Linked DNA regions of Mus musculus: region 2 is linked to region 1. Evidence: chromatin loops called from intact Hi-C (ENCODE). Cell type or tissue: gastrocnemius. All regions are shown on one strand. Links, peaks and the distances in the headings refer to the core of each region. The heading gives the core; the rest is flanking DNA.

Region 1 (5,375 bases), core at 215-5,214:
TCTTTAGACACACCAGAAGAGAGCATCAGATCCCATTACAGATGGTTATGAGCTACCATGTAGTTGCTGGGAATTGAACTCTGGGCCTCTGGGAAGAACAGCCAGTGCTCTTTTGTTTGTTTGTTTGTTTGTTTGTTGTTTGGTTTTTTGGTTTTATTCGAGACAGTGTTTCTCTGTATAGCCCTGGCTGTCCTGGAACTCACTCTGTAGACCAGGCTGGCCTCGAACTCAGAAATCCACCTGCCTCTGCCTCCCAAGTGCTAGGATTAAAGGCATGAGCCACCACCTCCCCAGCCAGCCAGCGCTCTTAACCACTGAGCCATCTCTCTAGCTCTTCCCTGTTTCTTTTTCTTTTCTTTTCTTTTCTTTTTTTTTTTTTTTTTTTTTTTTTTTTTGGTTTTTCGAGACAGGGTTTCTCTGTATAGCCCTGGCTGTCCTGGAGCTCACTTTGTAGACCAGGCTGGCCTCGAACTCAGAAATCTGCCTGCCTCTGCCTCCCGAGTGCTGGGATTAAAGGCGTGTGCCACCATGCCCAGCACCTGTTTCTTTTTAAGATGGGTTTCAATATATAGCCCAGACTGGCTTTAAGTCATGATCTTTCTGCTTCTGCCACCTGAGTGTTAAGGGACAGGTATGATTTACTACATAAGCTAAATCACATTTCTAAAAAGTTGTGGGAAACTAGGTGCTGCTTTTAATCCCAGTTACTCAAGAGGCAGAGTCAGGTCAGGTTCATTCTCTAAGAGTTCAGGGCCAGTCAGGTCTACATATCAAGTTCCAGGCCAGCAGAGGCTACATAGCAAGATCATGTTGTTGTTGTTGTTGTTGTTGTTGTTGTTGTTGTAATGAGGAGGGGAATGGATACCACAGCAGGAGAACACTTAGTGGAGTCAGCTCTGTCCTTTTACCTTGACCTGCGTTCCAGGGATTGGATTCAGGAAACAGGTCTTTGTGGGGCAAACATCTTTTTGCCAGATCATCTCACAGGCTCTAATCATAGCTTTGGAAGGACTTTTGTTCACGATTTCGTTCCTGGACTTAGGGGTCTAGGCTGGTTCCATTTTGACTAGAACTCAGACACTGGGTTTTGAAGAAACCCACAAATGACAGTGAGTATATATATATATATATATATATATATATATATATATATATATATATATGTATAATCCTGGCATCCCGTGGGCGAGACAGAGTCGCAGTAGTCCAGGCTGGCTTTAAATTCTGTCTTTGTGAGGAGGACATTAAATCCTGATCTTTCTGTCTCCAAAGACTTTTAAAGTTTAACTGGGGATTATTCAAATGTTGGGGGTATAACACAATGTTAAACACATGTGTGGTGGTTTGAATATGCTTGGCCCATGGGAAGTGGCACTATTAGGAGGTGTGGCCTTGTTAGAGGAATTGTATCACTGTGGGGGTGGGCTTTGAGATCTCAGTGCTCATGGTCTGCCTAGTGTGGAAGAGACCCTCTTTCTGCCTGCCTGAAGGAGACAGTCCCCCTCCTGGCTGCCTTTGGATCAAAATATAGAACTCCTGGATGGCTCTTCCAGTAGCATGTCTGCCTGCAGGCTGCTGTGCTTTCCATCATGGCGATCGTGGACTGAACCTCTGAAGCTGTAAGGGGGCCCCAGTTAAATGTTTACCTTTACAAGAGTTGCCTTGGTCCTGGTGTCTCTTCAGAGCAATGAAATCCCAACTAAGACAATGTATGTTAATTACACATACATATATTATATGTTAATGTATATTATAGGTGTATAATATAAGTAATTATATATTATACATATTCTCTCTCTCTACATATATGTGTATATGTTCATGTATACCTTTTGTTTTCTTTCTTTCTTCCCATGGCTGAGAGCTTCACAATTGCTAGGCCAACACTGTCACTGAGTCATACCCACCACCCAATCCTGCATGCGTCACCCCTTCACCTCCTAAGCTGAGAACAGAATACAGGGCCTTGTGTTTTGCAGGCAAGCACTTCACTGCTGAGATAAATCCCCAACCCCCATGTATGTATCCTTTAAAAACATTTTCTTTCAAAGTTAAGCCCTATATGATCATGAGCCTATCCCAAATTGAAAGGTTGGAGGGATTGTGCAGGCACAGTGAAGAAAGTACTTGCTTATGTAAATGTGAGTACCTCAGTTTAAATTCCAAGAATCCATGTCAATCCAGGTGCAGTATTAAATATCTGTAATCCCAGCATTCCCACAGAGAGATGAGAGGCAGAGACCAGAGATAACTTGGATGCTCTTGAGCCTGGTAGTTTGTTATAGGCAGTGGTGAATAGCAAACTCTGTGAGGGGCTAGACTCAGTAGCTAGACACTGGCTGCTCTTTCAGGAAACCAGTTTCTATGCCTAGCACCCACATGCTATCTCAATACCATCTGTAATTCCAGTTCCAGGGGATGTGACAACCTCTCCTCGCCTACTCTGGTACCAGGCATGAACATTGTACACAGATACAGTCATATGTGCAGTCAAAGCGCACATGTGTGCATGTATACACACACACACACACACACACACACACACACACACACACGAAAGAGAGAGAGACTCTTTCTTCAAAACAAGGTGGAAAGCAAGAACCTATACTTACATTTGTCCTGTGACCTGCTCATGTGTGCTGTGCTCTGTGTGTGTGTGTGTGTGTGTGTGTGTGTATGTGTATGTGTGTGTGTGTGTGTGTGTGTGTATGTGTGAGAGTTCATATCTGGATCCAGAGCATTTGACTCAATGGCCTCACTTATGAGAGGCACGTGTTCTTTCGCCGAGCTCAGGTTTGGCCTTCTTTTTGCATGACAAGGATGCTTCATGGATGGTGCTGTGTGTGGTGTATGAGCCCATCAGGAGTTACATCATGATGGCCCTCTTTCTGTCCGTACCACTTTTAAGGTAGTATAATGGAATCGGTGGTTAGAGTATACTGCCACCAAGTGGTAACAGTTGGGTATGGGCACAAAAGGATATCCTGGGAAGGATCTGAGATCCTGGGAAGATTTTCCTACAGTGGATCATAAATTGCCACGATCCCCCAGACACGCTGAGGTGCTGGATATGGAATCTGGGCCTTGTATAAACTAGGAGAGGTATCTACCCCTGAGCTGTATCCCTAAGCTATCCAGTCTATATCACTACTTAAATGGGTAGATAGATAGATAGATAGAGAGAGTCTCACTCTGCAGCTGTGGTTGACTTAAAACTTGTGGGGCAAAACAGTCTGACTGCAAACTCGTGGCAATCCTCCTGCCTCAGCCTTCAAAAAGCTTGGATTGGATTATAGTTATGTGCTACCATACCTGGCACTACAATGTTTCTTTAACATGACATTTACAAGCATTAAAAAAAAAAGGGGGGGGGTCTTGTGTATCCTAGACTGGGTGTTAATTTACTATGAAGCGCAAAGATGACCTTGAACTTCTTTTTTTTTTCTTTTCGAGACAGGGTTTCTCTGTGTAGCCCTGGCTGTCCTGGAACTCACTTTGTAGACCAGGCTGGCCTTGAACTCAGAAATCCATCTGCCTCTGCCTCCGGAGTGCTGGGATTAAAGGTGTGCGCCACCACGCCCGGCTGACCTTGAACTTCTTATCCTCCTGTTTCCAAATCCAGAGTGCTGGGATTATAGGTAAGCCATCAGACCCAGGTTTCTGCAGTCTTTGGGATAGAAGCTGGGATTCATGCATGCTAGGCAAGAACTCTTCCAGCTTAGCTGCTCGAGAGTCTAACAAGCTACCTTTTAGAGTAAACCAATACTGTGACTCCACGGCACATTATAATAGCCAGAAGGCATTGAGCCCAAGACCCTCATACAGCATCCAGGATTACTAAAGCCAGGTATGTCAGTACATGCCTATAATCCTCTCAAGTAGGAGGTAGCTGCAAGTATGGGCCCAGTCTGGGCTAAATAGTGAGGCCAGCCAGCGCTGTATAACAGTGTGTGATAGATAGCAAGGGCCAGCCAGAGCTCCACAGCAAGATCCGGTTTTTTTTTTTTTTTTTTTTTTTTTTTTTTTTTTTTTTTAAAGATTTATTTATTTATTATATGTAAGTACACTGTAGTTGTCTTCAGACACTCCAGAAGAGGGCATCAGATCTTGTTACAGATGGTTGTGAGCCACCATGTGGTTGCTGGGATTTGAACTCTGGACCTTCGGAAGAGCAGTCGGGTGCTCTTACCCACTGAGCCATCTCACCAGCCCAAGATCCGGTTTTTTAAAAAACAAAACTGGGGCTGGAGAGATGGCTCAGTGGTTAAGAGCACTGGCTGTTCTTCCATAGGTCACAGGAGTGAGGGGTCACCTAGGGAGCATGTGTGGTGAGGGGTCACCTAGAGAGCATGTGTGGTGAGGGGTCACTTATGAAGCAACAGCACCACGGACAGGAACACCCCAACATGGAGGGTGACTTCCCTGTAGCTGCGTAGATTGTCTCCTCTCTCCAGTTTAACACCCATAATCAATGTGCTCTACCTCCAGTTCTTGTACAATAGGGGTACAGTGACATGCAGAGGGCTTAGAGGCAGACGGGGAACAGGTAGGAGCTCAGGTGAGAATCCATTAACCCTCCCCAATCTCTCCTTCGATGAAGAAATAACAGTGGTCAGAAAGCCTGATGTCTTGCAAGTAACAATTGTGATAAGGATAATGGACTATGCTCAGATGTTTGGGAGAACATATTGTGAACCATTTAATGTAGAATATATATAAAGAATTCAGGCTGGGCTTGGTGGCTCATGCCTTTAATCCCAGCACTTGGGAGGCAGAGGCAGGCAAATTTCTGAGTTCGAAGCCAGCCTGGTCTACAGAGTGAGTTCCAGGACAGCCAGGGCTACATGGAGAAACCCTGTCTTGAAAAAAACAAACAAAACAAATTTAGTACATTTTCTCTAGATTAGGACATTCACTCATATCTCATAGTTCACTAGTTCACCATCCAAAATCAGAAAATTTCACCAATCCCTGAAGTTGCTTCAAAATCAAATCCCTGAATGTTTTCTTTTTGCAATAGGATCTTGTTACATAGCCAAGCATGGCCTCTGACCTTGGCCTCCTGCATGCTGGGACTATAGACAGGTACCACCGCACTCAGCTTTGCTCTGAGCATTTATTATTTCATTCACTAATTTATCACAAGCACACATACACACACAGAGTAATGCAATAAAAATTTAACATATAAATGCCATAACATTGTAACAATGAAATATTCTTTAAAAGCGATTAACAAATATTTATGGGATGAGTTGGAGGCTGCCCAGATAACAAATATTTCTCCCTTTTGTTTTGTTTTTGTTTTCTGAGACAGGGTTTCTCTGTGTCGTCCTGGCCTTCCTGGAACTCACTCTGTAGACCTCTTGTAGCTG
Region 2 (5,375 bases), core at 261-5,260, 58 kb before region 1:
TCCCTTCTATTACATTTCAAAACAGGATTTTGAGGCTCAGCAGTTATGATCACTGGCTACACTTGAAAAGGGCCGAGGCTCAGACCCTAGCACCCAAATGAAGGCTCACAACAGCCTGTAACTGGACTTCCAGAGTTTCTGACACTCTAATCTGGCCTTCATGTGATGCACATACATAAACACCTGCAGACAAAACGCTCACACATGCAAAATAAACCTATTAACCAGGTGTGGCAGCACAAGTCTTTTTAGTCCTTCCACTCAGGAGGCAGAGGTAGGTGGATCTGTGAGTTCGATGCCAGCCTAGTCTACAATGCAAGTCCAGGACAGCTAGGGAAGGCTTAGAAAAACCCTATCTTGAAAACACACAAATAAGTAGATAAATAGATAAATAAATAAATCTTTAAACACATACATACATACATACATACACACACACACACACACACACACACACATACACACATGCAAATCTGTAACAAAATCCTAGGATTTTTCCTAAATTGACCAGGCTTCCCACTTGCTGCGGTGACCAGCTGGCCTGAAACTCTTAATCCCTCAGTCTTCCTAGTGCTGGGACCACAACCCCAAAGCAGCCTTCCAACAGCACCCAAGACAGAAAGCTCAGGTACAGTGCAGGACAGTAAAGAAACAGCTGACTTTAAGGAATCAATCTGGAGAAAAGGCCTTAATTAATTCACTTGCTAATTAGTCTTTCTCTTCCTTCTTTTGTCAAGCCTTACTTTCAAGACAATACCTTAGGCACTCTAGGGTCTGTATCCTTAGGGATGAGAATGAAGAAAGTAGGTGAAGTTAAGGGCAGCATGAGTCTATAACATATTACAACTGTCCTTACCAAAACAAAACCAAAAAAAAAAAAAAAAAAAAAAACCACACACAAAATTATGTCAGACCCATAGGAAAACTCTATATTGTAGACAGCGCTCAGCTTGAAGAGGCTCACTTCAAACTTACCCTATTTGCTTTGCTTGCCTTTTGGAAGCATCCCAGTCTTTTTCTCTAAGCTATCTGCTCTCCTCCCTCCCCTTCAGCAATCCCTTTATCTCCCTTCCCCCACAATAACTACATACCCTCTCTTTTTCCCCATTCCACAGCTTCTACTGATCTTTCCTCATTGCCTGCTATCCTTCCATTGCTTTCTCCTCTGGAAATAATTATTATCCCCTCGCCTTTTCTAAGATGCACGCAGAGTAAAAGCAACTCGCCTAATCACCCCAAGTAAGAATGGATTCCTCCTGAATTGTAAAGCAGGCAGGAGGGTGAGTTGTCCTAACCCTCCCAACTTCCTTCCCCCTTCTAGGACAGCTGCTCTTCCTCAGAGAATTCTCCAAGTGTGTTAAGTCCAGACCATCTAGAAAAGGCTCGGATGGCCTTCTGTCGCATGCATGCTTTTACCAGGACCAGTTATGTATTTCTGTTCCGGGCATAAACAAAACTCGGGCAATTTCCTGGAAAAAGACACTGTATAAACAGGCCTCCTTCCCTTTCATTCCCGCTGGGCTGGCTTAGCCTATGCAGTAGTGAGAAGGCTGACCTGGAGAGGGCCAAACGGTCCCCGAGTCAAGTTTCCAAAGCTCTACTCCACTACCTCAATAAAACCCTCTCGGAGCACATCCCCCTCCCCGCCCCCGGCAGGAGTCCTGCTCGCTCCAGCTCCCAAAATCGGCTCCCCAGGGCACTAAGCTCCCGAGGCAGCTCCTGTTTCTCCTTCCTACCTGTCCTGGTCAGCTTAGCATAGGTTAGCTACCCTGGTGGGTGTGCCAGGGCGCAGGCCCCAACCCCCTTCTTCCTACCACTCCAGACTCAGGGGCTGGGGACTCTGCCTCCTCCTCCCAGCCCCCTCGGCTGACGGCCCGCGCCAGCTCCAGGGTGGCCCTGGTTCTCAGCCAAGACACGACTCTAGCTGGCTTTGTGACCTTGGGCAAGTCACTTCCCCCGGTAAGCCTCAGTTTCCTCCCCGGCAGAGCCGATTCCTCACGAGGTCCTGCCCTGCCCACCCCGCAGGAAGGGGCTGCCCAGCGGGTGCGAAAACGCTTTGTGAGGCGCTCTGCCCGGCGGAGGAGCAGGGCTCCCGGGGTCTCCCGGGCTGGACAAAGCTGTGGCGGGCAAGGCTCCTCCCTCTCCGCGGGACCCCTTGCCCCGGACTGACCCTCACCCCTCCCCGCACAGCCCGCCCCGCCCCGCCCCGCCTCGCCGGCAGACCCCGTACCTGCTCCGGGCGCTCTGCCGCAGGCACCGACACCCTGCGCCCCGCTCCGAAGAGGCCCGTGGCCCGGAGGGCTAAGGCGGCCGGCGGTGATGGGCTCGGGCCGGGGCGGCGGCGGGGGCGGCGGGGGGCGCGGGCGGCGGGGGGGCCCGAGCTCGGCGGGCCCCGGCCTGGGAGACGACGACCGAGGCTGGAAGTGCGCGGCGGCGGCGGCTGAGGCGGCGGCGGCGGCGGCGACCGCGACCGCGGCGGCGGCGCTTCCGCTCATGGCGGGGCCGCGGGCAGCGGCTCGGACTGCGACTCGACTCCGGCGCGGCGGGCGCTGGCTGGGCCCGGACCGGCGGCGAAGGAGGCTGTGGCGGCGACGGAGGCGGCTCCCGGCGGGCCAGGAGGCGGAGCCGAGCCGCGGCGGCGGCGGCGGCGGAGGGGGCGGGGACGCCGGGGGGCGGGGAGACCGCGCCGCGCCGCCAATGAGCGCTGGGCTCCGGGCCGTGGCTCCCGGGCGGCGTCTAGGGGGATCCTCAGCAGCCGCGGCCCGCCCAAGCGGGGAGGCCCGGGCCAAAGCTCTCGGCATCTGCGCCCCAGCCCGGTGCTGCCCCGCCCCCGGCCCGCCTCCGGGGCGCGGCCGCGGGCCTCGGAGGCCAGGCCGACCGCTGCGCAGGCCCTGCCGCTCTGCTGCCTCGGGCGGTGTCTGCGCTGGGGAGTGTACCCCGGTCCGCCCCGGTTAGCCTCAGCCTGCCGGGCGTTCCTCTGCCTTCCCTGCGCCTGCCTGCCTGCTTGCTTCCTGCCTCTGCCCCCTGCACGTCGGTCCTCCCTCCCGGTTGTCTCCTCAAAGTTTGTGCTTTTGAGACACTTAGGAAAGAAACTCTCTCTTCGCTTCTGAGGCTGATTGGTGATAGATCAGTCTCCGCGGAGCCCTAGAGAACCGCAGAGGCGGAGACGCAAGAGTTGGAGATGAACGAGCGCCCTTCCCTGAGTCCTGGAGACCCATCTTGAATTCCCAGCAGAAGCCAGTCCGACTCAGCGGTGGTCCTCGCCCCTGTCTCCGACTTTCTCTTCCTCTTTCTCACTTTAAATACCCTTGTCGGGAAAGCCCTGACAGGAAGCCGTCCAGGCAACTGGGCCTAATCTCAGAAGAGGAAGAGGCTTCGAAGTGAGGAAACATTCGGAGCTGTACTGAAGGCTTTCCTATTATTTGGGGAAGATTTCTGAGGATTCAAAACACCATCATTCCCCCTCCCCCCGGTCTGCCCTCTTTTCTCAAATGCGATGTTGGCGGCTGAACCGATTATCTTCCCATCATTCTCTGGCTCTCGGCGTTATCCATGGAAGAGCAAAATAAACCCAACCATGTGCTGAGTAGAGTCTCTAAGTACAGGCATGTGGGTAAGGGTGCAGCTAAGCTGCTGGCTAGATTGTTTTAATAAAAATTAGCCTCAGCTTTTTCCCTGCACCATGCAAAGAAAGACTGGGAGGGCAAAGCAGACGATCTTTGGCAACAGACATTTCCAAGTCCGCAGTTGACACTAGATGATGCATTGTCTTTCATCTATCCGGTCATTAGCGGTGCTCAGAAATGAAGCTACGACGATAATAACGATATTGTCCAGGCCTTCAGAGAGCTTGCAATCTCCTTGGAGGTCAGAGAGTCTTAGAAGTTATGGATGATAATTGCATCAGAGAAGATCATTCTTGGTCACTTGAGATATTTGTAGTCAAATTTCTGAGCTACACAGAACCTATCTCAAAAAACAAAAACAAAACAAAACAAAAAAAAACCACACACACACACACACAACAACAACAAACCTTTTAAAGATCTTAAGAGCCGGACGTGGTGGCACACGCCTTTAATCCCAGCACTCAGGAGGCAGAGGCAGGCGGATTTCTGAGTTCGAGGCCAGCCTGGTCTACAAAATGAGCTCCAGGACAGCCAGGGCTATACAGAGAAACCCTGTCTCGAAAAACCAAAATAAAATAAAATAAAATAAAAAAGATCTTAAGGATGAGTAGTTCACCAAGAAGGACAGCTCGGGGAAGCTGTACTGAAACACAGTGAGATTATCTTTGACCAAAGGACCTAAATTTTCCTGCATTTCATCCCTGAGTTTCTTGTCACAGGAGAGTCAGATAATGTATTTTCAGGCCAGGGCCTCCATCCTAATAAGGCCACTGAAGAACATCTGTAAACTACTGTCCAGAGGCATCGTCCCTTTCATGAATCGCAGCCATCTTGAGCATTGTTTACCCTGTTTTTGTTGTTATTGTTGTTTTGTTTGTTTTTCAAAACAGGGTTTCCTCTGTGTAGCCCTGGCTGACCTGGAACTCAGGCTGTAGACCAGGCTGGCCTTGAACTCATCTGTCTGCCTCTGTATCCTGAGTGCTGTGACTTAAAGGCGTGAGCCACCACCACCCAGCCAGGTTAGTCTCTTTTTATCCCCACAGTCAACACCCCAGAGTCATCTCTTACAGCTCCAAGCTAGAGCAAATGTCTTAAGTGACCACCCTAAAGAGAAAGAACAGACTAGCAGTGTAGTCTAGTCAGCCCAAAGAACCCATCAAAGGATGCCTTGAGACCAGGAAGAAATGAGAGAGGGCCCAAAAGCCCTGAGTCATCGCCACACCCCCTAAGACATCATGAAAGCCTGGGCCCTCCTGCCTGCTGTGGCCCACTGGCCATTCTCCATTGGTGATTAGTGAGAGAGACTAAATCTATGGGTGTAGAAAACCCGCAGGTGTAAGAGATCAATAGGGTTGATCACTAAGGAGGTGCTGCAGAGGTCAGAAGGAAGAAAAGATTGTGAGGAGATCAAACTGGGAAGTTGATCTTTTGGTTATTTTGGGGTTTTTTGTTTGTTTGTTTATTTTTGTTTTATTTTTCAGCGCTGAGGACTGAACCCATGACCTTGCGTTTGCTATGCTAGCTCTCTACCACCTAGCTAAACCCCCAACCCCCAAACTGGGGAGTTGAAATGCTGGATATGTACACAGTGCAGCATTATTCATCTGTAAAGAACAACAGAAGCTCACCATGTGCAGCTAAAGAAGTGGATCTGGAAGACATCATGTTGAGACAAGTACTACATGCTCCTCTCACGTGCGAAACGTTTTACAACATAAACCCCATAGGCTGTGGAGATGACAAACC

The links. A loop is a pair of places that touch in the nucleus more often than their neighbours do. Peaks named below come from ENCODE experiments on the same cell type or tissue, not always from the same donor. Only the 100,000 strongest peaks of a DNase experiment are listed, where the experiment ranks them.
Region 2: it touches region 1 in a loop (2.8-fold over the local background); 8 of 42 quality-filtered maps call a loop at or near these places.

Annotation. Positions count from the first base shown.
Region 1 is chr4:44,289,855-44,295,229 of GRCm38, forward strand. No RefSeq gene overlaps it. Among named protein-coding and RNA genes, the nearest start is that of Melk, 8.4 kb to the right of the region's middle. In gastrocnemius, for the core only: a CTCF peak has its summit at 2,966 (motif pointing left); a DNase peak (open chromatin) is centred at 2,951.
Region 2 is chr4:44,231,313-44,236,687 of GRCm38, forward strand. Rnf38 (ring finger protein 38) reads right to left here and starts at 2,593. Exons shown (of 12, transcript NM_001379580.1): 1 at 2,231-2,593. The coding sequence starts at 2,495. In gastrocnemius, for the core only: a CTCF peak has its summit at 1,567; DNase peaks (open chromatin) are centred at 1,659, 1,962 and 2,729; H3K4me3 peaks cover 2,915 bases; H3K27ac peaks cover 2,771 bases.